2 separate regions of the Homo sapiens genome follow, and region 1 is linked to region 2. A link is a loop called in an ENCODE intact Hi-C map of the cell type or tissue named here. Cell type or tissue: PC-9. All regions are shown on one strand. Links, peaks and the distances in the headings refer to the core of each region. The heading gives the core; the rest is flanking DNA.

Region 1 (16,462 bases), core at 3,098-11,097, 97 kb before region 2:
ACCCTAGAACTTAAAGTACAATAAAAAAAAAGAAATAAATTCAGATCACCTGTATTTCCACCATCCTGTAGTAACTATTATTAACATGTGTATATGTATGTATGTGTGTGTATATCTATATGTGTGTATATATACATATATATGTATATGTGTATATACATATATAAGCATATATATGTATATGTGTATATACATATATAAGCATATATATGTATATGTGTATATACATATATAAGCATATATATGTATATATACATATATAATACACACACACACAGATACTTTTTTCCACCCATATTTATAAATGTAGTTTTTCTTAACAAAAATAAGATGCCACTATAAATGTTTTTGTAATTTAATTTTTTTTCCTTCATTCCATAGCCTTTCAACAAATATTAAACTTTCCCTTCTTTACAAGATGGTGTCTGAGTACAGGGGTAGCTTACGTATTCAGATAGCTCTACAATCCATAGAGACCATCTTTCTGGTCTCTTGTACCAGTTTGAAATCATGCATCCCCACTTGCCAAGTCTGCAGATGATAAACCCTTGATCTATTTTCTGGCATGGGCCTTTCCCAAGGGTAGGTCTTGTGGCTTGATGATGCACCACCCTCGGCACACTGATGCTTACCTCTGAGTCCAGCTTTGGGCTGCCTGTTTGCCTGGTATCACCTCTATGCTTTGAAGACAGAAAGTCTTTAAAATTAAGACTTTAAGGGAGGAGCCAAGATGGCCGAATAGGAACAGCTCCGGTCTACAGCTCCCAGCGTGAGCGACGTGGAAGACAGGTGATTTCTGCATTTCCATCTGAGGTACCGGGTTCATCTCACTAGGGAGTGCCAGACAGTGGGCGCAGGTCAGTGGGTGCGCGCACCGTGCGCGAGCCGAAGCAGGGCGAGGCATTGCCTCACTTGGGAAGCGCAAGGGGTCAGGGAGTTCCGTTTCCGAGTCAAAGAAAGGGGTGACGGACGCACCTGGAAAATCGGGTCACTCCCACCGGAATACTGCGCTTTTCCGACCGGCTTAAAAAAGGGGCGCGCCACAAGATTATATCCCGCACCTGGCTTGTACGGTCCTACGCCCACGGAGTCTCGCTGATTACTAGCACAGCAGTCTGAGATCAAACTGCAAGGCGGCAGCGAGGCTGGGGGAGGGGCGCCCGCCATTGCCCAGGCTTGCTTAGGTAAACAAAGCAGCCAGGAAGCTCGAACTGGGTGGAGCCCACCACAGCTCAAGGAGGCCTGCCTGCCTCTGTAGGCTCCACCTCTGGGGGCAGGGCACAGACAAACAAAAAGACAGCAGTAACCTCTGCAGACTTAAATGTCCCTGTCTGACAGCTTTGAAGAGAGCAGTGGTTCTCCCAGCACGCAGCTGGAGATCTGAGAATGGGCAGACTGCCTCCTCAAGTGGGTCCCTGACCCCTGACCCCCGAGCAGCCTAACTGGGAGGCACCCCACAGCAGGGGCACACTGGCATCTCACGCGGCAGGGTATTCCAACAGACCAGCAGCTGAGGGTCCCGTCTGTTAGAAGGAAAACTAACAAACAGAAAGGACATCCACACCAAAAACCCATCTGTACATCACCATCATCAAAGACCAAAAGTAGATAAAACCACAAAGATGGGGAAAAAACAGAACAGAAAAACTGGAAACTCTAAAAAGCAGAGCGCCTCTCCTCCTCCAAAGGAACGCAGTTCCTCACCAGCAACGGAACAAAGCTGGATGGAGAATGACTTTGACGAGCTGAGAGAAGAAGGCTTTAGACGATCAAATTACTCTGAGCTACAGGAGGACATTCAAACCAAAGGCAAAGAAGTTGAAAACTTTGAAAAAAATTTAGAAGAATGTATAACTAGAATAACCAATACAGAGAAGTGCTTAAAGGAGCTGATGGAGCTGAAAACCAAGGCTCGAGAACTACGTGAAGAATGCAGAAGCCTCAGGAGCCGATGCGATCAACTGGAAGAAAGGGTATCAGCGATGGAAGATGAAATGAATGAAATGAAGCGAGATGGGAAGTTTAGAGAAAAAAGAATAAAAAGAAATGAGGAAAGCCTCCAAGAAATATGGGACTATGTGAAAAGACCAAATCTACGTCTGATTGGTGTACCTGAAAGTGATGGGGAGAATGGAACCAAGTTGGAAAACACTCTGCAGGATATTATCCAGGAGAACTTCCCCAATCTAGCAAGGCAGGCCAACATTCAGATTCAGGAAATACAGAGAATGCCACAGAGATACTCCTCGAGAAGAGCAACTCCAAGATACATAATTGTCAGATTCACCAAAGTTGAAATGAAGGAAAAAATGTTAAGAGCAGCCAGAGAGAAAGGTCGGGTTACCCTCAAAGGGAAGCCCATCAGACTAACAGCGGATCTCTCGGCAGAAACCCTACAAGCCAGAAGAGAGTGGGGGCCAATATTCAATATTCTTAAAGAAAAGAATTTTCAACCCAGAATTTCATATCCAGCCAAACTAAGCTTCATAAGTGAAGGAGAAATAAAATACTTTACAGACAAGCAAATGCTGAGAGATTTTGTCACCACCAGGCCTGCCCTAAAAGAGCTCCTGAAGGAAGCGCTAAACATGGAAAGGAGCAACGGGTACCAGCCGCTGCAAAATCATGCCAAAATGTAAAGACCATCGAGACTAGGAAGAAACTGCATCAACTAACGAGCAAAATCACCAGCTAACATCATAATGACAGGATCAAATTCACACATAACAATATTAACTTTAAATGTAAATGGACTAAATGCTCCAATTAAAAGACACAGACTGGCAAATTGGATAAAGAGTCAAGACCCATCAGTGTGCTGTATTCAGGAAACCCATCTCACGTGCAGAGACACATATAGGCTCAAAATAAAAGGATGGAGGAAGATCTACCAAGCAAATGGAAAACAAAAAAAGGCAGGGGTTGCAATCCTAGTCTCTGATAAAACAGACTTTAAACCAACAAAGATCAAAAGAGACAAAGAAGGCCATTACATAATGGTAAAGGGATCAATACAACAAGAAGAGCTAACTATCCTAAATATATATGCACCCAATACAGGAGCACCCAGATTCATAAAGCAAGTCCTGAGTGACCTACAAAGAGACTTAGACTCCAACACATTAATAGTGGGAGAGTTTAACACCCCACTGTCAACATTAGACAGATCAACGAGACAGAAAGTCAACAAGGATACCCAGGAATTGAACTCAGCTCTGCACCAAGCGGACCTAATAGACATCTACAGAACTCTCCACCCCAAATCAATAGAATATACATTTTTTTCAGCACCACACCACACCTATTCCAAAATTGACCACATACTTGGAAGTAAAGCTCTCCTCAGCAAATGTAAAAGAACAGAGATTATAACAAACTGTCTCTCAGGCCACAGTGCAATCAAACTAGAACTCAGGATTAAGAATCTCACTCAAAACCGCTCAACTACATGGAAACTGAACAACCTGCTCCTGAATGACTACTGGGTACATAACGAAATGAAGGCAGAAATAAAGATGTTCTTTGAAACCAACGAGAGCAAAGACACAACATACCAGAATCTCTGGGACACATTCAAAACATTGTGTAGAGGGAAATTTATAGCACTAAATGCCCACAAGAGAAAGCAGGAAAGATCCAAAATTGACACCCTAACATCACAATTAAAAGAACTAGAAAACCAAGAGCAAACACATTCAAAAGCTAGCAGAAGGCAAGAAATAACTAAAATCAGAGCAGAACTGAAGGAAATAGAGACACAAAAAACTCTTCAAAAAATTAATGAATCCAGGAGCTGGTTTTTTGAAAGGATCAACAAAATTGATAAACCGCTAGCAAGACTAATAAAGAAAAAAAGAGTGAAGAATCAAATAGACACAATAAAAAATGATAAAGGGGATATCACCACCGATCCCACAGAAATACAAACTACCATCAGAGAATACTACAAACACCTCTACGCAAATAAACTAGAAAATCTAGAAGAAATGGATAAATTCCTCGACACATACACTGTCCCAAGACTAAACCAGGAAGAAATTGAATCTCTGAATAGACCAATAACAGGAGCTGAAATTGTGGCAATAATCAATAGCTTACCAACCAAAAAGAGTCCAGGACCAGATGGATTCACAGCTGAATTCTACCAGAGGTACAAGGAGGAACTGGTACCATTCCTTCTGAAACTATTCCAATCAATAGAAAAAGAGGGAATCCTCCCTAACTCATTTTATGAGGCCAGCATCATTCTGATACCAAAGCTGGGCAGAGACACAACCAAAAAAGAGAATTTTAGACCAATATCCTTGATGAACATTGATGCAAAAATCCTCAATAAAATACTGGCAAACCGAATCCAGCAGCACATCAAAAAGCTTATCCACCATGATCAAGTGGGCTTCATCCCTGGGATGCAAGGCTGGTTCAATATACGCAAATCAATAAATGTAATCCAGCATATAAACAGAGCCAAAGACAAAAACCACATGATTATCTCAATAGATGCAGAAAAAGCCTTTGACAAAATTCAACAACCCTTCATGCTAAAAACTCTCAATAAATTAGGTATTGATGGGACGTATTTCAAAATAATAAGAGCTATCTATGACAAACCCACAGCCAATATCATACTGAATGGGCAAGAACTGGAAGCATTCCCTTTGAAAACTAGCACAAGACAGGGATGCCCTCTCTCACCACTCCTATTCAACATAGTGTTGGAAGTTCTGGCCAGGGCAATTAGGCAGGAGAAGGAAATAAAGGGTATTCAATTAGGAAAAGAGGAAATCAAATTGTCCCTGTTTGCAGATGACATGATTGTATATCTAGAAAACCCCACTGTCTCAACCCAAAATCTGCTTAAGCTGATAAGCAACTTCAGCAAAGTCTCAGGATACAAAATCAATGTACAAAAATCACAAGCATTCTTATACACCAACAACAGACAAACAGAGAGCCAAATCATGAGTGAACTCCCATTTACAATTGCTTCAAAGAGAATAAAATACCTAGGAATCCAACTTACAAGGGACGTGAAGGACCTCTTCAAGGAGAACTACAAACCACTGCTCAAGGAAATAAAAGAGGATACAAACAAATGGAATAACATTCCATGCTTATGGGTAGGAAGAATCAATATCGTGAAAATGGCCATACTGCCCAAGGTAATTTACAGATTCAATGCCATCCCCATCAAGCTACCAATGCCTTTCTTCACAGAATTGGAAAAAACTACTTTAAAGTTCATATGGAACCAAAAAAGAGCCCGCATCGCCAAGTCAATCCTAAGCCAAAAGAACAAAGCTGGAGGCATCACACTACCTGACTTCAAACTATACTACAAGGCTACAGTCACCAAAACAGCATGGTACTGGTACCAAAACAGAGATATAGATCAATGGAACATAACAGAGCCCTCAGAAATAATGCCGCATATCTACAACTATCTGATCTTTGACAAACCTGAGAAAAACAAGCAGTGGGGAAAGGATTCCCTATTTAATAAATGGTGCTGGGAAAACAGGCTAGCCATATGTAGAAAGCTGAAACTGGATCCCTTCCTTGCAACTTATACAAAAATCAATTCAAGATGGATTAAAGACTTAAACGTTAGACCTAAAACCATAAAAACCTTAGAAGAAAACCTAGGCATTACCATTCAGGACATAGGCATGGGCAAGGACTTCATGTCTAAAACACCAAAAGCAATGGCAACAAAAGACAAAATTGACAAATGGGATCTAATTAAACTAAAGAGTTTCTGCACAGCAAAAGAAACTACCATCAGAGTGAACAGGCAACCTACAAAATGGGAGAAAATTTTCGCAACATACTCATATGACAAAGGGCTAATATCCAGAATCTACAATGAACTCAAACAAATTTAGAAGAAAAAAACAAGCAACCCCATCAAAAAGTGGGCAAAGACATGAACAGACACTTCTCAAAAGAAGACATTTATGCAGCCAAAAAACACATGAAAAATGCTCATCATCACTGGCCATCAGAGAAATGCAAATCAAAACCACAATGAGATACCATCTCACACCAGTTAGAATGGCAATCATTAAAAAGTCAGGAAACAACAGGTGCTGGAGAGGATGTGGAGAAATAGGAACACTTTTACACTGTTGGTGGGACTGTAAACTAGTTCAACCATTGTGGAAGTCAGTGTGGCGATTCCTCAGGGATCTAGAACTAGAAATACCATTTGACCCAGCCATCCCATTACTGGGTATATACCCAAAGGACTATAAATCATGCTGCTATAAAGACACATGCACACGTATGTTTATTGCGGCATTATTCACAATAGCAAAGACTTGGAACCAACCCAAATGTCCATCAATGATAGACTGGATTAAGAAAATGTGGCACATATACACCATGGAATACTATGCAGCCATAAAAAATGATGAGTTCATGTCCTTTGTAGGGACATGGATGAAATTGGAAATCATCATTCTCAGTAAACTATCACAAGAACAAAAAACCAAACACCGCATATTCTCACTCATAGGTGGGAATTGAACAATGAGATCACATGGACACAGGAAGGGGAATATCACACTCTGGGGACTGTTGTGGGGTTGGGGGAGGGTGGAGGGATAGCACTGGGAGATATACCTAATGCTAGATGATGAGTTAGTGGGTGCAGCGCACCAGCATGGCACTTGTATACGTATGTAACTAACCTGCACAATGTGCACATGTACCCTAAAACTTAAAGTATAATAAAAAAAAAAAAAAGAAAGGAAAAAAAAGACTTCAATTCTCAGTTGTGCCCAGTGTTCTTCCCTGGGCCTATGACAATCTCTGACTCTTTGTCAACCACATACAGCCTATGGAGCCCTGACCCCTCTCTGCTTTAAGCTGGCCATGTTGCCATTTCTACTCTCCTGTTGGTGCAGGCCATTCTACAGTTCTCCTTAAGGGGTAGCAAATGAGAATCAAAGCACATGCTCTTGGCTTCCCATTCAAAAACGTGCTCTTTCTGTGGTGTTCAACCCATAAGGGTGGAAAAAAGGACATTCACATTTGACTCCTTGCTGCCCCTCCCTTTGTCTCTGGGTCCTCCTCTCTGGCCCCAGGAAAGTCTTGCATAATTTTCCAGATTTTTTTCTGCTTTATCATCTACTCTGTGGTCAGTCCTTTAAGCTCTGACTCATTGAAACATGCAATTTTTCCCATTTCTCATTAAAGCCTGGCTTTTGAAAGTCAAAAGTATTTGCTTTTAAGCTATTAACTCTCTATGGATTTAATAACCTCTGTTTTGAAACTTAAAGTCAAGCAATGATTCCCTTGTTCTTGGCAGCCCCCCACCCACTTCCACATGGCAATGAATTCCTCTGAACCATTGGGTAGGGCAGCTGCCAAACAACTCTAAAAGGGGATTACCACAAGACACATTGGTTTGATATCTCAAAAATGGCATCCTTTATATCACTGGAAGTGAAATTGTTGAGTCAAAGAAAATGTATATTTTAAAGACTTTAAGTACATGTTAGTTATCCTCCAGTAGACTATTAAGAGTGGCCTTTTAAACCTAAAAAAGTTAATATAAAAAATGAGTATTAGCATATTTTCATATTTGTCAAATAAAAATAATAAATAGTATCTTATTACTTTAATTGCTAAAAGCATGAACAAATTTGATAGACAACTTGGTAGTTATATTAACTCAATCATTTGATAAATATATATAGGTTCCATATGTGTGTTACGTAATGGGAAAAAATCTGCAAGACATATTCTATGACTCATATTCAAGAGGCTCACAGGCCAATGGGAACACAGCTTGTAAATAAGTAATTGCCTCTGAACGTCAAAATGAAGAGTGATAGGAATAAACTTTTACACATTCAATGTTTTAAAAAATTCCATGAGTCACTGGGCTTGGTGGCTCATGCCTGTAATACCAGCACTTTGGGAGGCTGAAGCAGGCTGATCGCTTGAGCCCAAGAGTTCAAGACCACCCTGGGCAACATGGCAAAACTCCATCTCTACTAAAAATACAAAAAATTAGCTGGGCTTGGTGGCATGTGCCTGTAGTCCCACATATTCAGGAAGCTGAGGCGGGAGGAGCACCTGAGTCTGGGAAGTCAAGCCTGCAGTGAATATAGAGCATGCCACTGTACTCCAGCCTGGGCGACAGAGTGAAATCCTGTCTAAAGAAAGAAAGAAAAATACATTCCATGAGTCCACACTGATACTTATAAAGGGTTTTTCTTTTCCTTTGCTTTTAGGGAGGGAGAAATGGAAAAGTTTTCTTTATTCTTTTAAAAAGCCAACTAATAAATGTAGAGGGAATTAAAGAAACAGGAAGTAATTCATTTACTGGCATCTAGCATCATAACAATAATTGACTCAGTTAGGAATCATCATTAGATGCTAGAATTATGGGATGAAAACTTGTTGAGAGCAGCATATGGAAAAATTGAGTTGAGGGACACTCTATTATTAAATTACCAAATTTAACATCAACAGTAATGGGAAAAAACTGACATTATGTACCTTTGATGTGATGTGATAAAGAGTATACAATATCATCATCTATGTATATTCTTGCCAAAAATGTTTAACCTAAATTAATCATAAAGAAACATTCAAGTCAGACAAATTCAAATGGAAGCACATTCTGTAAACAACTGCCCAGAATTCTTTAAAAATGTCAACACCACAAAACCTACTCTGTGTCAGTCCATTTGAATTACTATAAAGAAATACCTGAGACTGGGTGGTTTACAAAGAAAAGAGATATCTTTTGGCTCATGGTTCTGCAGGCCATACAAGAATGGCACCAACATCTGCTCAGTTTCTGGTGAGACCTCAGGAAGCTTACAATCATGGCAGAAGGCCAAGAGGAGCAGGCATATCACAAGGCAAGAAAGGGAATAAGAAAGAGAGGGGAAACTCCTAGACTCTTAAACAACCAAATCTCGTGTGGACTAAGTGAGAACTCACTCATTACTATGGGGAGGCCACCAAGCTATTCATGAGGGATCTACCTCCATGGCCCAAACACTTCCCACCAGGTCCCACCTCCAACATTTGGAATCACCTTTCAAGATGAGATTTGGAGGGGACAAATATCCAAACCATATCACATTCCCATTATGCCCCCTCCCAAAAGGCTATGAAACTTTTCTAGATCAAATAAGACAAAAGATATATACCAACGAAATACTACAAGTAACTACTGATTGGATCCTGAATCCAAAAACACTTTAAAAGAAATTATTGGGCAATGGAGGAATATTTAAATAGGAACAAGTATATTAGATAATAGTTTCATTTCAATATTAAATATTCTGAATATGGCTGTGAAGGAAAATGTCCTTGTTATTAAGAGATGCACTCTGAAGTATCTAGTGGTGAAATAGAGTGATATTTACAAGTAACTTTCAAATGGTGGAGAGAGAAAAAGAGGAGATGGAGGGAAAGAGAAAGAAAACATTGCAAACTAGGTGAATCTAGATGAAGGGTATATCCATTATACTATTTGGTCACATCCCATACTTCTGAATTATTTTGAAATAAATACTTGGGGAAAAACATTAAGTGATTGTAAAAAATAATAATTCCCGTACACCACGAAAATGGCATGAGAAAGGCAGTAATTACGAACAGAGATGGCATAAACCTTTCTCCTCTTTTCTTCTCCGTGTACCTCTACTTCTTGGTGACAGTACACTATCCTGTGCCTGAAACACCATCTGATGCCAATGACTGACTAAGTGATATCTCTAGTTCTGTCTTGTCTTCTGAATTTTTTACTGCTGAATCCCCATTGCCTGGCACCTAGTAGGTCAAATGCTTGAGAATGAATGAATACATTCTGCTTGGAGGAGAGAAGGGCAATGTCATTGGGTAAGAGATTCTTTATCTAGATCTTTAAAAGTGAGTAGATGTTAGTAGTAAGGTGAATGGGAAGATGGCCTGTACATCCGTAGTTGACTCTTTCTCCAATGCCTTGGTCTAGACAATAAATGATCAACACAAGCTGAGGCAGAGAGGTGGGGCAGGGGGAGAAGTGGAGCGTGCCCATCCTGTATGATAGTAATGACAGATCCTCAGCTAGTTGTTTTTCTGTGGTAAAGTAGACCAAGAATTTCCAACTCTGATTTTAAGAAGAAACTGAAAATCTACAGATTTCTGGAAATTTTCTCAATTATTAAAAGTCTTCTTTTTAAATTTATTTTAAGTTCTAGGATATATGTGCAGGATGTGCAGGTTTGTTACATAGGTAAACGTGTGCCATGGTGGTTTGCTGCACCTATCAATCCATCACCTAGGTATTAAGCCCCTCAGGCTCAAACAAAATAAGTATTCTGGATGAATGACACAGTTTGCAGTCCCAGATCTGAAACATGATTAGTAGCAAAAGATAAGTAGGGCCAGCAGAAAGAACAAATCTTGGAGACTCTTGTGAAAGATATGCTATAAGAGATAGAGCCAGGTTTTAGGGGAAGATTAAGTATGTTTGATGAGAGAGACAGAAAAAATGATCACCAGTCAAATCGGAAGAAGGGAGACAAGTCCTAAATAAGACATTTAAAAAAAACCTGTTAGTCATTGGGGCACAAAAAAACATAACCTCAAAAGAGGGTCACACACACATACACAACAAGATAGCTTCACCTTTAAAAGTGAGCCCAGTATAGTGTTAGCTTCCCAGAGCCCCTCTGCTCTGGAGGGACCTGGGAGTACAGTGGAGCCTGGCAGAAGAGGTGTTTGTAGTAAGAATTGGAGAGTGGGGCCTGTCCAAGTGGAACTGAAGCAAAAATTTCATGTTGAATCTCCCTGGGTTCACACAGATCATTCCAGGAGTCCTGCTTCCACTGGAGAGGGCAAGAACTGAAAAGCAGTGGGCACGGGCACTGGAGCTTGATAGCACATTCCCAACTCTGTAATCTTCCCTCAATCACCCCCTCACCAATTTTGCCTTTTGTTTTCCCTAAGAAACATAGAAATGTTTGTCCAACTGGAGGAAACATTGATAGCATCTGTAATTTGCATTATTTTGCTTTTTTGGTCTCCATATTTACAACCATTCAATGTCTGTTTTTGAGCATCTGCTTGGTGCCAGGCACTGTATCAGGTACTAGAGACACAGCAAAGAGCAAGACAGATCATTAAATAAAGATATTACTTGTATATAAAAATAAATCCTATAAAAGTCAAGGCATGATTTTTTTCAGGAAAAAAAAAATAGAAGTATGTTTAGACAAAATCTACAGGACAAGGAGATTACAGTGAGTTAGTCTCAGAGAACACCAATTTAAATTTTCATTCAATCATTCACTATTTTTACAATAATTTATTGATTATTGACTATTGCTCAGCTATAGAAGATACTAGAGAGAAAAAAAACAAATTTTTACTGTTTGAGAGTTCACATTCTAAGGAGGAAGCTCAACATTTATATAAATAAATAATTATGATATGTATAATAAGAATAGAGGTTTGAGCAAAGTGTTTAGGATCTCAGTGAAGGAAGAAATTAATTCTACTTAAGGGTCTGAGAAGTCTTCTCTGGAAAGTAGAGAAGAAATCTGGATTTGTTTGGTGATGTACTAAGAAATGGTCATAAATTGTAAATACTGAATAGAAAATATATTAGAGAGACCTGTAGAAATTAAGAACTGAAGGGGAGTGGTCTTGGGAAGAAGTTTTATGAAAGTGGACCTGTGCTGTACAGTACTAGGAAAGAGACAAAGTTGACTGCGGGAACTGTACATAAATGGGATGTCTGGCTTTACCCTTCCACCACATGTGAGGCTTTTGGAACAAAACGTTAATAGAAGGTGTGGGGATATTGATACAAATTATATCCTGATAACTTGTGAAACAATTTGCATCTCATCATTTTAAAATCCCCATAATCTTCTCAAATCAGGCCGAGAACCTTCAGGATCTGTTACACTTGTGTAAGAAGGTGGTGGGATGCAATTCCCTATGATGGATTCAGGCAGTCTTTTCCCACACTCAGTGGAGTACCAAGGGTGAAAGGCAAAACAGCATTTAACACAGGCAGGAAGAGGCTGCAATGTAGAGAATTTTTTAAAAAATAATAAAACTGGCCAAAAATTAGTTCACTTTTTATTTTCACCATGAGTGCACAATTCTTACCCATGTCAGTGATAAAACGCTTCTTCCCAAAATATGTTCTCTAAGTTCCAAGCAATTATTGTGATTGCTGTTTGAGTTCTAATGTGAAAGCTGTAAGTGATCACATTTTTTGTTACTCCTCATTTAATAGGCATTATTTTTGACATGGAAGTTAACACAGAGTTCCCAGTTTTACAGCTATACTACAACACACACACAGACTCAGCTATACATGTTCATTTAGAAAGTAGTTCATAACAGGTTAAAATTATTTGAGCCTGTGTAACTTATGTCTGCAACCCCTAAGAGACTACGAAGTCTTTCATTTAAATAGTAGATACGAACTAAACAGGGATAGCTGTGTGGATTTTTTTCTTCTCTGATTTTTTTTGTTGTTGTTGCAAATGAGGTTAATCACACACACACAAAATTTGCAAATAGCTAGTGTTATTCTTGAACGATGAGCAGTGAAAACCAGCTTTAAAATCCTTTCTTGATTGGCTCACAAAAATTGTGAAATATTCCATTTACCATTTCATAAAAAAAGAGAATCAAATTTTGAGAATAAAATTCTCTTCATTGTCTGTGTTTATTTTCTGGCCATGAGTTATTGTTTATTTCTTAATTATTCTGAAAATAATTATGTTGTAATGAGGAAGGGATGTTCATAAATGATCCCCTCTGAGTGTCAAGAATGCTGGGCACATTAGTACCTATTCACAAACTTCTCTAGCAGTGAGCTGAAGCAGCTAGAGGAAGTTTAAGGCAAAGAAGCAAAAGTCAGCTCTTCCCCAAATGTGGCTGTCTTCAGAAACTTGGTTTCCTAGAACTCATGGACTCAACGGTGAATGTGGTTGGGGGACTCATGGTTTTAGTGGAAACTGAGTATTACAATTTTCAAAACACTTGAAACTCCATTTGTAAAATTCTCACAGGTAGACATTCCATAAACAAAAGATGTTAGTATATTACCATAAATAACTCAAGTTATTATGATTACTCAAGTTATATTGTATGCTGATTTAAGGTACCTTTTATCATAGAAGAGAAATAAAAGATCTTTTGCATCAATGAGAGTGCTTGAATAAATCACTCCTGTGAATTAACATGTCACAGAAGAGAAGCGGACCCCGATATAACAGATTCAATGGATAAGAAGGAGGGACAAAATTCTGCATCACCAGTTTGAGATGTACTTCCAAAATCCACCTTCTAATGGACAGAAAAAGCAAGGCCATGTGGAAATTGTCTATAACACTATTTAAGGGATATTTTCTGTCATTGGTTACATTCAGCATTGATTTGTCATTTTGATTTCATTAGTGGTCCTTATGACTTGGATGCTCACATTCTGCTTGAGGAGCTATAATTACATTTTGTCAACCAAGCTAATCTGATTTTTGCATGCACAATAACTTCCAGATCTAACCTACTTCAAGAGTCCTATGCTGTTGCTGCTGCTTCTACTGCTACTACCACAAATAGTGATGTGTCACAGAACTTTAAAGAGTTTTTAAAAGTATTTAGATAAATAATCTCTCCCCAAGTTTCTTAAAATTAGAACTGCGTGTGATATAATAATAATCAAATCTGGAGATATACATGTTAAGTGCTCATGCTGGCACTTCTCTTCCCACACCAATGCAGACATTACTAACCACTCTTTAGCACTAAGCCTAGATACCCCTCTGAGTCTTTCACAATTATCAGTGGATGTCCAGGCAGCCACTAACCTATCATCTTGTATTGGCATTACAAGAGAAAATATAGTTTCTATTCCTGATATAGTGTAATTTATCATTTTACAGATAAAGAAATGCTCAAAAAGGACTGCACAGTAAATTAGTTGCAGAGTTAGGACAAGAACATATCTTATCTCCTGACTCTCAGCCCAGTACCCTTTCTACTGTCTCATGTGTAGTTTTCCGTAACATAACACCCAAATGACTAATCAGATTCTGGTTTCAAAATTTAAAAACTCACAATGACTTTTAAATTTCATTATTCAGAAAGCTGTTCTAATAAAGAGACTTTGGTCCAATATATTTACTACCTCATCTGGTCACCATCCTTTACACAGCAAGTATAATCAGTTATCTCTAGGGGGCAGAGGGTGATTTCAGCAGTTGCTGAAATACATGCATTTATAAAGACTGCTAGCATTTTTACATCCTACAAAAATGCACAGAACCAATCCCAAAACATCACCAACCCTCAAATAGAAGGATTCTAGCTACATGTGAGGGGGGGTAGCTGATCAAAGTCAGCTGAGACTAATAAACATGAAAAAGAAGAGCTGAAGAGAAAGACAGATGCCGATGAGTACTTCTCACCATTTAAGACAACTTATAATTCTAACCATTCTGCTAAAAACAGACAACGGACTGATTGCTATTGTTTTACTGATTAACTATTCTCTCTGCTTTGTCCCAAAAGGCACCCTGGCAAACTTTGCTTAGTAAATATTGACACCTGTACACCAAGCTGGCTAATGCCATTGGCTCTTCAGCAATCTTCCCATCTGTTGCCTGAGAATTTTAAGCAACGTATTTTGGGAATCTTGCTCTCTTTCCATTGTAAACTGTAAAAAATGCTACCCAGAAGCTAATCCGAAAGCCACATGGCCCTAGAGGGGTCTGTGGTAAGTAAAGGGAAATGTAGTCTAATATGTAAAATGCATATCCCACTGGCCTCCGCGGCCACCCTGTCTTTAGTTAACAGCATGCCAGGGTAATCTGCTTAGTTACCAAGTGGGGCTTTTTTCCCTCTTCCCCATGAGATCACCCAGACCACGATCAAAGCCCAAACACACTCTCTGCCAGCTCTATTGTTCCCCAGAGTGGGATTAATGACTAATTATGTCAGGTCACTCATCCAGATGGCCTCTCAGATGTTCCTTTGTCATTGTCTGACCTTCCATATGCCCCTTTGACCTTGAGGTTTATTTCCATGGAAACATGAAGCCTCAGTTTCCTTGCTGAGATTGCCAAGAATTGGCCAAAAGGAGGGATACAGGATAATCTACCCATAGTTTGTATTCTGCTTCCATCTCATGCCTTGTTAAATCCAATGAATAGATAAAAAATGCTATCTGGTCCCAGCTGAGTGATGACCATGGTCATGATTCTATGTTACATGCTATGTTTTTTAAATTAGCAGACAGCTTTGTACATGGAAACGTGCATTCAATTTGAAGAACATCAATCGCCATAATGTGATCTTTTTATCTCATTAATGTTAAGCAAGGGTAATAGAATGGAATTACAAAATATCACTGTGAAAGGAATACAATTCAGAGAATTATAGATATCCTCCATTAAAGCCCTAGAGATGTTTGGATAAGTCAACTTGTTCAGTTTCATAAATTAAAGATTCTTTACTCACTACCTTTTCTGGGGTTTAAATTCTAGCCTCAGATGTTGATCTTAATCTGAAGAAGGATTTTAAGGTTGTTAGTAAAATAGAAAAAATTTCCTCAAAACTACCAAATAAGTAAATAAAAATAGAATAGGAGACTGACTCATGAACTCAATTAAATAAAAAAGGCTGGATATGTATTTGCATGGGATAAAATGTATTTCCCTTCATAGTTTAAAGAGGACTAAGGAATAATTTAAATGCCTAAAACAGGGAGGCTAATTCACCTCTTCCAAGTTCATCCAAGAATAAAATGTCTGTCTCTGTACATGAATTCATACAAGCCCAGAGGTCCCACGGAGAATGCAAGCAGAGTGGGAAGTACTCACATGTGCCCAAGTTTCCCTGGCAGGGTGGCAATTTATTAATCTTCCCTCACCAATGGTCAAGAAGCTGCAGATTCCAGCTGAGAGTTTTCGGTGTATTTAAGAAGAAAATTAGAGAGCTAGGTGAAAGAAAGGATTTTGTTCCTTGCATTGTTCTTGAAGGGCCATTTTTGCTTTCAGAATCCAGAAAGGAAGACTGGGTGAAAAGAAAAACTCACCCTGGTTAATGGCAACCAGTCCCCTCCACTCCCCTTCCCAGGGCTCTAAGGCCCTTTGGAAGCAGTGACGGTGCCTTGCTCATTACTAACTACAGTCATCTTTAATACTTCAGTGCCCAGCACAGTGCTTGGCATAATCTAGATTTCTAAGAGCTTGCTGAAGGAGTGAATGTGAGATAAATGTTAGTGCCAGACTAGGTGGACCAGAAAGCTTGATCTTTCTCTTTTTTTTCATTCCAATAACACAGTCAGAAATTGTCTGATTAAAAAACATTTTGTATATGCAAGTTTAGCCTAAAGGAACACAAATTCAACATGTCACAGAGAAATCCTTTCTTTCCACTAAAAGAAGACAACTGTGCTTAAAGAATAGTAACTATACAGTAGATTTCC
Region 2 (16,462 bases), core at 2,755-10,754:
TATTACTTCTTGGACCAGTTCTTAATGGGGCCTCAACCTTACTTTCCAGATATGTGACAGTCTGGGTAGAAGCACACATATGTTCATATTTTTGTCCTTGGTGCACTACTCAAAATTTTAAATATTTTCTTTTCTTTTCTTGTCTTTTCTCCTTTTCCCCTCTCCCCTCCCAAGACCCATGCTGTTCACATGTGAATATCCTGATTGGCATGAAAGAATGGAAACCACTTGAGGAATTTTCTTTCTCCTTTCTCGGATAAATAAACAACTTTTCTCAGTTGTTACATGTCAAATTTTTTTATTTGTCAAAACATCTTAGAATTCACATCTGTATCCAAAGTTGAAAGTTACAAGCATTCATAATAAAACCACCTGTTTAACTGAAATATTTTCTTCATTAAACAAAATTGACTTATTTTATCTTAGCAATTCCAATACATGCAGGACTTAATATCATATTTTATAATTTTCTTAGTCACCTCTAATATTCCTAGACATTTCACATTTTAAATGAAGAATTTAGGAATATAATGAGTGGCAAATAGTTTTCAAGTCCTCTTACCAACTTCACAAATACAAGAAAACATTGATTTGATGTCCTTATGTTCGAATACCATCATTGTTTATTTTGAGACTATAACCAAACAAACTATATGGTTTAATTTTAATTTGGTGACTTCCCTTTCTCCATATATTCTCCTCCCTCTCTTTCATCTAAAAAGTAGTTTGAATTTTTTGAAGTATAGAAAGCAAAGAGAAGATTAGAGACACCAATTACTAACACATGACCAACTACTCTTAGCTCAATGGAGAAGTTTGAATCTTTCAAAAGAATGGTTAGGGTAGCTAAGGGGAGTAGATGAGGCCCCTGAAAAAGTTAAGATGAGAGTAAGGTTTTTATGAATGATGAGTCAGGCTGAACAGAACCAAGCAACTTGGTAAGTGAGTAAGTTAATTTACTAATACCGGTCTTTATTATGATAACTCTGGTAACTTTCCATACTGTTCTACTATTAAGTCCATAATTACTTAGTACAGTTTATTTCTTGAAGTTGTATTATTTGGTAGGTATAATGACCAAATGAGTTCTACTGGTCTATAGTAGAGTTTCCCCAAATGTCCAGTCCTGAGAGATGCAACAACAATGAAATGATTTCAAAGGTCAGATAGGTTTAAGAAATGCTTCAAACCAAACTGACCTCCCAGCTAATCCTGCATCCCATAGCACAGAAGTGATCTGCAATTCTCTATAGCTAATTTTAGGGGAGGTGAGTCAATATTTTGTTTGAATACTATGGAAAGAAAAACACAAGGAAAAAACAAGGAAGTAAATTTACCTAAAACCTTACAATTTTTAAAAGTATCAGAGTAAATACTTGAAGCTCTCTTCCCTATTCTTTTGATGTCATGCACACACACATCAGATGTGACTACTTTATCCTGGCTAGCAATCCACTGTTATTTTAATTCTTTGTTGGCTTAAACTAAAAAACCTATCCTTGTTAAATAGCTTACCATCTCTGCAGAGCAGCTCTTTTCTTCAGAACCCCATAAACAGACAAAACACCCAGGACATTCACATTTCCTGATGAGACCATTAGCATACATTCTATTTCCAAACTATGAAAATCAGCTACATTTTGATGACAAGTAGTGTAGTAAAACCAAGGAACCTTCTTTGTCAGTGAAGTGTGTCATATTTGAGCACATGGGATGTGACAATGTGTGCTTTGGGTCATTGGAGTCACAGTTGTCTTCCATTGAGGTGCCCTCTGAGTCTCCTCCAGCTTCTCATCCTCATGTCTCAGGTAGTTAGCCCTAGGAAGTGGACCCCAGAAAGGGAGAGGAGAGTGGGAAGTTGATTTCTAGATTACTTTCAATGTTCATTAAGTACCTCTTCTTCCTGAGAACGATTCTCTTCCAGTAAAACTCCAGACTTACAGCCGTTCAAAAGACTTTGAACCTTTTTTTTAATTAATTAATTAATTTATTACTATTATACTTCAAGTTTTAGGGTACTTGTGCACAATGTGCAGGTTAGTTACATATGTATACATGTGCCATGCTGGTGCACTGCACCCACTAACTCGTCATCTAGCATTAGGAATATCTCCCAATGCTATCCCTCCCCACTTCCCTGCAACCCACAACAGTCCCCAGAGTGTGATGTTCCCCTTCCTGTGTCCATGTGTTCTCATTGTTCAATTCCCATCTATGAGTGAGAATATGCGGTTTTGGTTTTTTGTTCTTGCGATAGTTTACTGAGAATGATGATTTCCAATTTCATCCATGTCCCTACAAAGGACATGAACTGATCATTTTTTATGGCTGCATAGTATTCCATGGTGTATATGTGCCACATTTTCTTAATCCAGTCTATCATTGTTGGACATTTGGGTTGGTTCCAAGTCTTTGCTATTGTGAATAATGCCGCAATAAACATACGTGTGCATGTGTCTTTATAACAGCATGATTTATACTCCTTTGGGTATATACCCAGTAATGGGATGGCTGGGTCAAATGGTATTTCTAGTTCTAGATCCCTGAGGAATCGCCACACTGACTTTGAACCTTTAAAACAGAACAGAAGCAGGAGTAGGGAAGATTTTCCCCATCTTTCCAGGATCACCAACATACAGAAGTAATAAAAAAAATGTATATAGCTTTTTCTTAGAGAAACATAAAACATTCAGCTCATGTGCTGTTTAAATTAAGAACAAGGAAATGAAAGATTTATTCAACAAGTAAAATAAATATTTTTAAAAGAATTATCAGGCACATTTTATGTCCAGTTTGGGGCAAAGAGTGAGAAGAAGAGTAGGAATGATAGTGAAGTAGAGTGAGGAAGAAGCTGTGTAAAGAGAAATGTGAAGTATAGATGCAGTAAGAAGGAAAAGGGAAAATGAGAGAGAAAAAAGGCAAAATAGTCACTAGGGGAGAGAGAGGGTAGAAGGTTTCCATAGATTGTGAAGTATAAATCACAAGCTTCAGCACACTAGGACCATAGATTCCAGGATGTTATTATTATCTATTTAATAATTCATTCGCTGGACACCCACCACATACCTCTTCTGACTTGGGGCCTCTTCTGACTTGGGGAATATGGTATAAAACAAAACAAAGCACCTCTTTTTTTTTTTTAACTTATAGGTGATAAACAAGAAAATATGTGTTAGACATATTCTATTAAGATAAAAACAAAGCAAGGGAATATTTAGTGACTGAAAACACTGTTTTAGATTATGTGGTCAGTATGGTCTGTGAGGAGATGAAATTTAAGCTGAGATGTAAATAGAGGGAAGAATCTGACTTTGTGACAATATGACAATCACTCCAGGCCAAAAAAACAGGTACAAAGTCCTCAAAGCAAGAAGGGGTTTACCAAGTTAGAGGAAAAGACCAAAGGTGAGTGCGGCTGAGGTATGAGGAAAAAAGAGGCATAATACAATGTAAAAGAGTGATTTTTAGGGCAGTGAAACTACTCTGCATGATACTACGATATTGGATACATGTTATCATAAATTTGTCCAAACCCACAGAATTTACAACACAAAAGTGAACCCTAATGTAAACTGTGGCTCTGGGTGATAATAATGCATTAGTGCAGGTTCATCATTCTGGTGAAGGATGTTGATAATGAGAAGGGTATGCATGTGTAGAGGCAGGGGCTATATAGGAAATCTCTGTATCTTACACTCAATGTTGCTGTGAGCCTAAAACTACTCTAAAAAATAGAATCTATTAATAGTAAATAAAGTCAGAGTGGTAGGCAAGAGCTAGATTATGAAACACTGTAAGGAGACTGCTAGTAGGCTATTGTAATAATCCAAGCTGGAGGTGATAGTGACTCAGACTGGTGTAATGGCTGTCAGAATAATGTGCTTTGGCAAAGAGTCAGTTAATTTACTAATGGGCTGCATGTTACAAATAAGAGAGAGAGAAGAATCAGAGTTGTTTAATGAAATTTGAGATTGAGGAGTAGGTGGCCGATGATGCCATGTACTGAGCTGAAGAAACACAGGGGATGTGGAGGTTTTCTGTTATTGGTTTCAGTTGCATGTAGTGTTGTGGGGCTGGAGAATCAGAAGATCTCTTTGGACATGTGAAGTCTATGGAGCCTATTAGACATCCAGGTGGTGTTGAGTAGGAAGCTGGATATACAGCTCTAGAGCTCTTACTAAAATTCTTAATTTTCGCAATTTCTTTCTCTACAGATTTTCTATACTCAGATACTTTAACATGAGGAAAGTAAACAGGAATAATGGTGAGAATGAATCTCTGCACTGTCACATCATTAATCAAAACAATACTAGCGGCAAGATCTAGATAAAATCAAACTCAGGATCAAAGCAAACACTGAGTCATGAGGTCCATTGTTTCAGCAGAAAGGAAGTACATTCTCTACATGGAAACTTGAGAGGTTAATACCCTAGAAATCTGTAAATACCAAACTGGTCAAGTAAAAGAAAATAGGAAAAGAGATTACCTTAATTTGGATAAATTAACTTGGTGGGAAATACTCTTATCAGAGATGAATGTTTTCTGCAAGGCTTAAGGATTTGGAACACTAATTAAAAGTTACAAAATATGTAGATTTCAAACATATTTGTTATTTTGCTTATGTTGATGTATAAAGCTGATGTCAGTTTCTAGTTAACTATTTTATTAATATAAAATATTATTCATAAGATATCTCACATCAATAGGACCTGATCTCTAAAAGGTCAATTGTGTGTGTGATTTATAGGCATAGCCTGAGCCCAGTGCTCAATGTCTAAGTTAAGATAGAATATTATTTGATTAGTCATATTGTTTTAGCAGTTGAAATAAAATATAAGGAAATATTAACATGACAATAGCAAGCCAAATAGATCTATTTTTATATCTATAGATGAAACACTGCTCCGTAAGATTATATTTGAAATAATTTGTCAATACTTATTAAAAAATTTCAAAGAATACCCCATGCCCCAACACTCCCTCTTCATCAAGAAGCTTCACAATTAGGAGGAATGGAATGTCTGGCAAACTTAATGCATTGTATTAAAGTCTATAAAAAACAAAAAAAAGGGACCGGGCATGGTGGCTCACGCTTGTAATCCCAGCACTTTGGGAGGCCAAGGCGGGCGGATCACGAGGTCAAGAGTTCGAAACCAGCTTGGCCAACACAGTGAAACACCGTCTCTACTAAAAATACAAAAATTAGCTGGGTGTGGTGGCGTGCACCTGTAATCCCAGCAACCTGGGAGACTGAGGCAGGAGAATCGCTTGAACCTGACAGGCAGAAGTTGCAGTGAGCCAAGATCCAAGATTGCATCACTGCGCTCCAGCCTGGGCAACAGAGCTAGACTCTGTCTCAAAACAAACAAACAAACAAAAACAAAAACAAACAAAAAACAAAAACGGGGCCGGGATTGGTGGCTCAGGCCTGTAATCCCAGTACTTTGGGAGGCCGAGGCTGGCGGATCACCTGAGGTTGGGAGCTTGGGACCAGACTGACCAACATGGAGAAACCCTGTCTCTACTAAAAATACAAAATTAGCCAAGTGTGGTGGTGCATGCCTGTAATCCCAGGTACTCAGGAGGCTAAGGCAGGAGAATTGCTTGAACCCAGGAGGCAGAGGTGGTGAGCGGCGATCGTACCATTGCACTCCAGCCTGGGCAACAACAGTGAAACTCCATCTCCAAAAAAAAAAAAAGCAGGCAATTTTTGGCCACCTACATGCATATAGTCAAAAATAATTACCTTAAATGCAGGGAGAAATTTGTTTCAAAGTATTTAAAATATGCTTAATTTTAAGAATTGAGATTAAAAATATGAATTCAAAATGAATTTTGTTGCCTTTAAATAAGCATTATACACTCATATGACTTTCTCACAAGTACAGAAATTGTGTGTGCGTGTGTGTGTGTGTGTTCATAATCCCTTGGAAATTTCTTTCATGTAAGAAACACATACACACACACAGTATTTCCAGAATTCCAGATTTTAAAAATGCAGTATTTCAGATTAAAACCCAGTCTTGAATCTTACGTGTGCATATTCTGGCAAATTTCCTGTATGTATTTTGTATGTACATATGTTTTTGAACATCTGTAATATATAAGACAGAAATGAATGAGGCTGGAAGCTGGTGTGCTGATAGGGAGAGTGTGCCTCTCACAGAGCCTTAGGCTGTACTTATTTCTCTTCTACAATGTTTTCACTTTCCTTTCCACATTAGGCCATATCGGTTAGGGTGTTAGCACTAACCTGCAACAATATATCTCATAGATAACAATACACCCAATCTTTGGACTCTTGGCTTCTCCAAGAAATAGATTATATTGGTATATTTTCCCAATGACTAAAGAAAATAAGGATTTATCTAGATACAGTTCATCACTGTTCAAACCCCTTGTATGAGAACTTTCTAGGTAGTCTTTAGGTTCTTTTCCAAGTATCTGTGACACCAACTACTTTTGAAGAGTGCTAAAATGTTACTTTGCTATTGTTTTACCTGGCAAAAAAATAAAGTTAAAAAATCATATTTGCCATTAATTTATCTTTACTTAACACTAGAAAATGAGCCAAAATGTAATTCATAATGAGAATTTCAGCTAAAGCAGAATGATGGTACTTAGCATAAGACTAAGGTGACAAAAATTTGGTATCATTTTCCTTATACAAGTAATTACTTGTTTCAATCATTGATTTATACAAGTAACTTACAAATATATTTCATTAAGAAGATATCAAATTATACCAAAGTATACTGAGTAAAAATCAATTTTGGATTTAAGGATGTTCAGAGCACATGCTATTATCTTCTCTGCCTACACCAAATCCATGTAAATAATAGCAAATATAAAAGGCATAAAAGTGGAATATGACTGAATGTCCTATTGAATGAATGAAAGGACACATAGCAACACCGAAAAAACAGAAGAAGCATGCCATGCAGGATTTTTTTTTAACACAAATGTGGTTTTTCTACACTAACAACCAATTCTCAGAAACCAACTGGTTGTCCAACCATTCAGTTTAATCCTGACATTAATTAGCTAAAGTTAGCACAGATCCCACAGGTTAAGGCTCGTTCACTTCAGACACTTAAACTGCAAATGGTGTCCCAGGTACTCATACTTCTACCAAGCCAACTACCAATTTGAGCATTCCCTCAACCCTCTTCTCAGATTTCATGATTCACTAGAATAACTTGGAGAATTCAGGAAAATACTTGGCTTATGTTTACTGGTTTATTAAAAAGGATATAATTCAGAAACAGCCAACTGGAAAAGATGCATAGGGCAAGGCATGGGAGGGGCGATGGCATAGTTTCCATACCTTCTAGGGGTGTACCAACCCACCCAGCACTTCAATGTGTTCACCAACACAGAAACTCAGGGAATCTTGTTCAAGATTCTTTATAAACCAATCTCCAATCCCATTCCGCTTCCTGGGGGTCGGGGAATGGGGCTGAAAGTTCCCATCCTCCAATCATGTTTTTAGTATTTCTGGTGATCAGTTCCTATCCTGAAGCTATAGTAGGCTCCACTTTGACTCACCTCACTAGCATAAGTTCATGTGTGGTGGAACAGCAAAAGGCATCCTATGACTCAGGACATTCCAATGGCTTTAGTACTTCTGTGCCAGGAACTGAGGACAAAGATCAAATATATTTTATTTTATTTATTTATTTATTTATTTTAAGACAGAGTCTTGCTCTGTTGCCCAGGCTGGAGTGCAGTGGCATGATCTCTGCTCACTGCAACCTCCACCTCATGGGTTCAAGTGATTCTCCTGCCTCAGCCTCCCAAGTAGCTGGGATTACAGGCACCTGCCTCCACGCCTGGCTAATTTCTGTATTTTTAGTAGAGACGGGGTTTCACCATGTTGGCCAGGTTTGTTTCAAACTCCTGACTTCAAGTGATCCACCCACTTCAGCCTCCCAAAGTGCTGGGATTACAGGCATGAACCACCATGCCTGGCCAGATAATTTTATTGTATCAAAAGTGGCTATATGATATTTATGAAACATACCTAAAATAAAGTAGCATTGAAAATAATGGTTAAATATATATCAGGAAAATGCTATTAAAATGAAAACAATTGTAGTATTAATGAATATTAATGAATATCAGATAAGATAGACTTTAAAGTAAAAAGCTCAAAGAGATATTTACTATTAATATAAAAGACAGTCCACGAAGAGGGTAGATCTCAGAGACTTTAAATGCCCAGCAACACAGCCTAAAGATACATAAAGCAAAAGCTGAGAAAATGACATATCGACCATAATTTGGTTAGCCTTTAATAAACCTTTCTCAGAAATCAGCAGATAAAATAGACAATCATAAAATACAGAGGATTTGGGTAACACAATGAAAAGTTTATCTATATAGATATATACCTCAGCCCAGGTAAAAGAGGTAGTATTTTAAAACACACATGGAATATTCACAGGTATTGTCCATTACTCAGATACAGAGAAAGTCTTAGTAATTTTTTAAAAAATTAATATAATACAGGTCATGTTCACCTAGCATAATGCAATGTTGTTTCTAAAATAAAGTAAATATTTATACCTGAGAAATTTTCAAAACTTTTTATTGCAGCATTGGTTTGTAAAAAACAAAATTAGAAAGCAACCCAATAAATAAATAAATAAAAGCCACCCCTATTCAAAATCTGCATTTGAAAACTAAAGAAAAAAGTAGAAATCTGCATTTGAAAACTAAAGAAAAAAGTAGAAATCTGCCTTTGCCATCAATCAATCCCCATTCTCCATTTCTCAGGTAACTACTATTACTGTTATAGTATCTGTCATTCCAGATTTATTCCCTATGTGCTTACATGTTTTGGCTGATTGATTGATAGGTAGATAACAGAATCTAGAACCATAGCGCATTGCTTCGTGACTATAGTGTAGATACAGTCATACTACAGATTAGTTTATGCTGTATATATTATTCTACAACTTTCTTTACACTTAGCAGTTCTATGCCAGTATGCCATTATCTCATTCTTTTTAAATGTTGAATAGTATTTTATAGTATGTTTGTACTATGTTTAATTTAGCCACTACCCCACTGATGAAAATTTAGGTTGTGAAAAAAATGGTTCAGTTTTACAATCTTTTAAGCATCCATTAAAAGGTCTTTAAAATGTCTCTCTGGAGATATATCTGAGCAGTTTCCCAGTCTAAAAATCTGAAAATTAAATTGCTAGGCTGAAGTGTATATTCATTTTTAATTCACATAGGTGAATTACCAAAATGCTTTTCAAAATGACTCTTCTAGTTTACACATCCAACAAAGTATTCGAAAGTACTGAGTATTATCAGCCTTTTAAATGTTTTTGCCAAATTGATCTTTCTGTTTTAAACTACAGCTTTAAATTACACATGACTGAGCATATTTTATTAGTTCATTAGCCATTTTCATGTTTTCTTCTATGAATTGCCTATTTCTAACTTTTTTCCCATTTTTTTGTTTGGCTGTCTTTTTATTGATTTATACAAGTTCTTCATGTATTCTGGATATTAAATCATTGTATTATACATTATTATATTTTATTTCAGCCTTGTCTTGCTTTATAATTTTGTTATCTTTCCTTATACCAGCATTTTTTAAAATTTTGATATTAAAAGTTACATAATTTAAAAGGATTTTGCAAAGCCTTCACTAATATTCCAAAACACTTTCTCAGCAGTCAGTAAAACACTCAAAATAAGTTTGTTCATGTTTTAAGACAACAAAATTAGGTGTTTTCTAAAAGATATGAAGACATTTAAATTGTTTTAATTTTAATAACAATATTTGAATTTGTATGCATTAATTCAAAAGTGTTTCGAGATAAGGAGGCATCATGAATAACTTGAAAAGACAGGGACAGTTACTTGACATTTGGAAAAAATTCTGTTTAGATCCTCACCTTATACCATATACAAAAACAAAATCAGACAATTAAGAAATTTAAAGTTATAAAAAGATATCAAACCATTAAAAATGTGTAAGATAGGTGAATATTTATCTGATCTTTGAATAGGGTAAGATTTTCTGAGATTAAAAATTCTGGAACAAATTATTATTTTTAATTTTTTTAATTTTAATGTTTTTGGGGTACAGTTGGTTTTTGGTTACATGGATAAGTTCTTGAGTGGTGATTTCTGAGATTTAGTGCATCTGTCACCTAAGCAGTCTACACTGTACCTAATATCTAGCCTTTTATCCGTCACCCTCCCTAAGTTCCCCAAGTCCATTTCATCACTCTTATGCCTTTTCATTCTTGTAACTTAGCTCCCACTTACAAGTGAGAACATATGATATTTGGTTTTCCATTCCTGAGTTACTCCACTTAGAAAAATGGCATCCAGCTCCATCCAAGTTGCTACAAAGACATTGTTTCATTCCTTTTTATGGCTGAGTAGTATACCATGTTATAGATGTAATACATTTCTTTAATCCATTCATTGGTTGATGGGTACTTAGATTGGTTCCATATATTTGCAACTGTGAACTGTGCTGCTATAAACAAGTGTGTGCATGTGTTTTTTTCATATAATGATTTCTTTTCCTTTGGGTAGATACCCAGTAGTGGAATTGCTGGAGCAAATGGTAGCTCTACTTTTAGTTCCTTAAGGAACCTCCATACTGTTTTCCAAATGTACTAATTTACATTCCCACCAGCAGTGTAGAAGTGTTCCCTTCTCACCACATCCACACTAACGTCTCTTGGTTTTTGACTTTTTAATTATGGCCATTCTTGCAGGAGTGAGGTGGTATCTCATTGTGATTTTAATTTGTATTTCCCTGATGGTTAGTGATATTGAGCATTTTTTCGTTTGTTGGCTGTGTGTATATCTTGAGAAATGTCTTGTATCCATTGCCCACTTTTTGATGGGTTTATTTTTTTTTCTTGCTGAAAGGAACAATTTTTTAAAAAAAGACTGATTAATCTGAATTCTAAATGACTCAAAAATAAAATTTTTATTATATTTTATTTGAGTCTAAATGATACTTAACAACTAAAAATTTTAATAAATGCAATACACAAAAGACTCACATTTTAGCTTTAAAAAATTCCCATGGAAATTTATAAGAAAATACCAAGATACCCAAGGGATAACAGAGTAAAGCACTTAAACAATTCACAAAAGAAGAAACACAGATAAAAAAGATTTCAAATTTGCAGTCATCAAAGAAATCAAATTAAAACTGCATAAAATATTTGGCAAAAAAAAATCAGCAACTGTTACTGGATTTAGTTTAAAAATGAGCCAATTCTGCTGAGAATAAAAATTAGAGTTAAGGTTAAGCTTAGAAGAACATGCCCCTTCTCTCCTGATAAAACTGGCATGTATCAAAAATATTAAAATGGTCAGACTTGAGCATTTGGCCTGGGAGTTTTTATTCTAATAATCAATTCTAAGGAGACAATCCAAAATGCAGATAAAAATATAAGCCCAAAGGTTTTTTTTAATAATATTAATAAAAGCTTAAAATGCAAAAAAGAAATAACCTAATCACTCAACATTATAACTTCATACAATAAGTATTTATTGCTCACCTACAATGTGCCAGCCCTGCTAAAGGGTTAGAGAGTTAGTGCACAATAAGGCAGATAAGGAGCTCATGATCCAGAGGGGCCAGAGTAAACAGTAAATGAATGACTATCTCCTAGAGTCTCCCAGCAGCCTGCCTCTGCAGATCTGGGGGAAAGTCCTACAGGCAGAGGAAATGGCAGTGCAAAGGTCCTGAGCTCCAGGAAGGAACTAGATTTTCAAGACTTTGCAAAGAAAAAAAAAAAAGAGGAAGAAAAAGAAGACAGTCATAAAAGCCCACGTTGCTGAGCTGCTGAACACAGTATTAAGGCAATTCCACAATAAGAAAATAACTAAACAATACATGTATGTTGTAAAACACTGTTTAGCGTAAGTGATATAAATTTGCAAAGGGTTTTCAGTAATATGGGAAATGCTTATAATATCATGTCATGTAAAAAAGTAGGAACAAAACTTTATGTATTTTACTGTCACAGCTATGGAAAAATTGCATAGAAGACTCACTGGAAAGAAAACTGCAGTGTTAAGAATAATTGCTCCTAAGAGAGCAGAGCAGGACTTTTTTCTCTCTTTTTTGACAGTATTTTATTATTTTCAAATTCTCTATAAAGAGAACATATTAATTTAATAAGCCAGGAATGTTTAAAACTGGAGAATAAAGAAAACATACCCAGTGAATATTTCACTCAGCTTACAAAAAAATCAACCTAAAGCTACACATCTCAGCATTCCTTCACGTAGGCTGCAGAGATTTTTCATTACCTTGTGCTAGCAGGGCATGGTTTTAATGCTTCTAATGCATGCCTTTTATTTGGCTGTCCTGTTGATGCATTTTACTGAAGTCACATTTACAGAAGCCCCTGAACAAGACACTTAAGCTGCCTTCACACCACTGTCTCTTCTCTCACTTTCAGCCATCCCATTTCCACCCCCACTAAATTTAATATGCTGAAATATGAGAGAATTTGAGTGCTAGCTTTGCTCAGATGATGGAGGATCTTGACAGCAACTCCATCCCCTTGTAAAAACTCTCAGTCAGCATGAAACCTACTTAGTATAATAAACACCACAGCATGAACTATTTTTGCAGGTGAGTTGTCTTGTGGGCAGCCCACCCATAAATTAAGAGGACAGGCTAGAACAAGAAAAGTTGCTCCAACAAGAAGAGGGGGAAATAGAGTTTAGCCTCGAACCCCCCACAGACTGAAGGTCATAGGCCTGCTGAGACTGACAATTCATTATAATTTATTAGTGAGAGCATTTTTCCTTAAACCAGCAGGAGCATTAGAACCTGACACATTACTTTTAAAAACTCAATAGAAACTGAAAAGGTTTGCAGAGGACATGAGATATATGGAACACCAGAAAGGAAGGCAAAGCTTATGGCTTGTCAACCAAACTTGGATTTTCTTATAAGCAAAAGGACTTTCCAAATGTTATTGGAATCTTAGTGGGTGCTATAATAGCGAAATTATAAACTCCTGGGATCCCTCCTCTAACTTACTGTTAGTTTTCAGAGTTTCTAGAATTATCTATAAAATATTGTGCAGGAATTAATAACTCATGTCATTACTAATATAAGTAAGGCCTAATCTATTTCAACTCCCAATATGAACAAATTTTACCATATTGATTTTTAACATTGCAGCTATCCAATGAGTCTTCAAAAGAGCATTTTTAAAAGTGTATCCCATGTAATATTAATTTTTGCATGGCATTCTTCAGAAAAAAAATTTAAAGATTCTGCAGTCAAATAAGTTTGGGGAACTCCGATATCCCCTGGATTCTCAATGTCTATTGCTGTATTAAAGGTTTTGAGAAACCTGGAAGTAAAGAAAACTATTTGAACCATATATAACTTTTGAATATTTTTGCACAAGGTATCTTTTAACACAAATGCTCTAGAGAAATTTGAAATAAGCTGTCTTAAAACAGTGTTGCCTGCCTCTCAGAACTATAATGAAGAAAAAAAATTATCAACTATGAATGGCCCAAACATCAGGTGCTGATAAGAAAATTGCTGCACCGTCATTTGGTGGCATTTATTTTTATTTCCCTTCCAGAGATCCTACAATCTTAGTGAGATCCTAGTTTTAAATGTGATTGGGATCTCAATGTAATTAAATTAAATGTGATTGGGGTAGAGGGGGGAATTGAGTGGTTCACCCAGCAGCCCTCCTTTTTCTTGACACCGTCTCTCCTCTTTCCCTTTCATAATGTCATATGATATAAAAGGGTATCTAACCTAATACAGCAGATACTCTGATATCCAACATGTGTTTCCTTGCATAGGGTACACCTGGTATCTAATTAATTAGAGGAGCAACCAAATTATGATTTTATTTCTGAATTCTAGAGTTCCTACAAAATGTACACTTCAATGTGAACATAGTAAAATACTTAATATCAGGAAAAACAATTTCTTATATTTATTTTCATTCTACTGGCTGATTTCAACCTGATTCAACTCATATTATACTTGAACTTTCACCAGGTTTGACCTAGGCTTCCTTGATCTTCCTGAATTGAAACGGAAAGTTAGTTACAGTAATACAGAGAAGAAGCAGAAATCTAATACAAGAATGAGTATTATCCATAAAATAAGAACAGTTAGTTTGTGAGTCAAGCCCACCTTGAATGTATTTTGACAAAACGATCTTAATATGTGGATATAGTATGCTGTCTAAAAGTATTAAGAATCATATAGCAATATTAAATGGAATGGAGGAAAACAAGTGAAAGCTTTCAAATATACCATTATTATTCTAATTACTAAAGCTGGATGGAACAGCTGCATTGTTTTCTACAGTTTGCTATCTGCTTGTTGTCCTTTCTAAGTTCAGCACATCATTATAGTTCCTAAAATCTTTACCTTCTTGAAGTCCTTAATAGTTCCAATGACTTCCTTTAAGTTAAAATGTACATGCTAAACCATCTGTAATAAATGGAAAATAATACTAGAACTTGTTCTAAAATGTAATGCACTTTTTTCTGATAACAAAGGAAGAAGAAAACTATGTTTTTGAATCTGCAAACATTTGACAAAGGCTCACTCACCAAGGGAGACAGTGAATGAAAAGCCCAAAGAAGGCTGACTAATGACTCAATGTTATGCATAGTAGGAGTGACATGCTTGGCCTACCTGCTCATCTACAACCTGACTGAGTGCATCACCAGTGTGACCACCTGGAATAGGAGGACCTCAAGCCAGACAAATAACAATGACCATGGATGAACAAGAGAAAGTGATGAAGACTCTGTTGTTGGATAACTTACTGACAGCGGGGGATGTCTAGATCTCAGAGGGTTAAAAAGAAAAAGAAGAGGTAAGGTAGGAGAAGTGGTACAGTATGGGCTCTGGCATGGAACCTCCAGAGTTCAGAGCCTGACTCGGCTGCCTCTAATATTAAATTAATCAGGACATTAATAGGAATTATCCAATAGGATTACAGTGATTGGATGAGGCCATGTTTGTAAGCAGAGAATAGAGCCGAGCACATGGTTCGTACTTAATAAGTATTCCTTATTATTAAGATAACACATTCTTTCTTTATATATCCTATGGAAAGGCATGCACACTCTGCTATGTACCTGCAGAGGACAAAACTAGGACCAATAAATGAGGTTACAAAGAGACAGAGTTAAATTCAAGAGAAGAAAAAAAATGAATAAAGTTTGAAATTTGTGAATTAGGAGTTGAAGGAGTCCTTTCTGTTTCCAGCTTCAGTTTATATTGTCTGCCTATGGCATATGGTGTTGCCTCAAGCAGTGTGATGGCATTCCAGCAGAGGGTGGGCACTTACACTGACAGTTGTAAAGGAGATTTCTCCATTAGGTGGTAGATTAGTGCTGTGCCCTACTCTAAGGTTTTAAGACTTCTCAACATCTCTGCCTATCTATACCACAAAACACCTCTAATAGATATATAAATGCTAATTTTTCATAAGGGAAAGAAAGCACAAAAGATGTATTATCGGTGTGAAGGTTTGGTCTAACTGCTCCAACAAATGCAATGCACACACATCAGGACTCAAACAAGAAAGAAATTTGTTTTGTTGTGTTGTACTTTGTTTTTCAGAAATCAGTCCAGTGTAAGCATTAGAACTGCTTTGCTAGTTTCTCCTCACCTGTGGCTCTGTTGTCCACAACACACTTCCCTCACATGATCCAGTATTGTCACTAGATCTCCTACACAAATTGGAAACAAGAGTTGTGACAAGATCTTTCAAGAACACACACTTTTAATAGTGCCAAAATACTGGTCATTCTGCAGAGGCATTACCCTAGAGGGCCGTTATCCTATGTCTCTCCCCTGCATTGATATTTCTATCCATTTTTGAGGATTCAAAGATAGACATCGGATAATCAAGATCATTGGGTTAAAAAACAATAACAGTAAAGTTTAGAAGAGAATGAATGGTTAGTCCACAAAACATGGAATGTTGGATCAGGATTGGAAACTGAGGCTTCAGAATCCCTCTGCAGTCAGGGGAGTCCTCTGAAAGCCCCCAAAGCTGCTTGGACTCTCTCATCAGCATCATTGTGGAGACACCTTACCACCCATGATATGAGTTTCGAGAAGCACCAGACTTCACCAATGATGAATAAAACTTCACTTCTGATGAATAAAACTGTCTCCAGGCAGCTGTAACCAGCTGCCCACTAGACATAAAATAAGACATGTGGCAGCTGGGAAGACTGAGTAGCCAAAATAATGCATTTGACTTTCATTGCAAGAGGTACCTCTCCATCAAGAGGGATTATGCAATAGGGGCCCATATCATGCTCATAGCCAAGGCAAAACCTAATATGGAAGTCCCGCTCATCTATAAACTATTGCATAGGTTTCCCAGGTTTTTCTCAGAACACCCAGGATGTCATATAAATAAGATTCTGTAGTAATCTGTATTGACTGT

Evidence for each region. A loop is a pair of places that touch in the nucleus more often than their neighbours do. Peaks named below come from ENCODE experiments on the same cell type or tissue, not always from the same donor. Only the 100,000 strongest peaks of a DNase experiment are listed, where the experiment ranks them.
Region 1: a loop joins it to region 2, with 10 times the contacts of the local background. A loop is called at or near these places in 2 of 110 quality-filtered maps.

What each region holds. Positions count from the first base shown.
Region 1 is chr6:100,195,745-100,212,206 of GRCh38, forward strand. No RefSeq gene overlaps it. Among named protein-coding and RNA genes, the nearest start is that of SIM1-AS1, 190 kb to the right of the region's middle. RefSeq lists an enhancer at 14,292-15,771. In PC-9, for the core only: no CTCF peak of the experiment used is centred there; DNase peaks (open chromatin) are centred at 7,117 and 7,797; H3K27ac peaks cover 2,040 bases.
Region 2 is chr6:100,293,074-100,309,535 of GRCh38, forward strand. No RefSeq gene overlaps it. Among named protein-coding and RNA genes, the nearest start is that of SIM1-AS1, 92 kb to the right of the region's middle. RefSeq lists an enhancer at 7,400-7,694. In PC-9, for the core only: no CTCF peak of the experiment used is centred there; DNase peaks (open chromatin) are centred at 3,878, 4,348, 7,308 and 7,558; H3K4me3 peaks cover 1,941 bases; H3K27ac peaks cover 6,607 bases.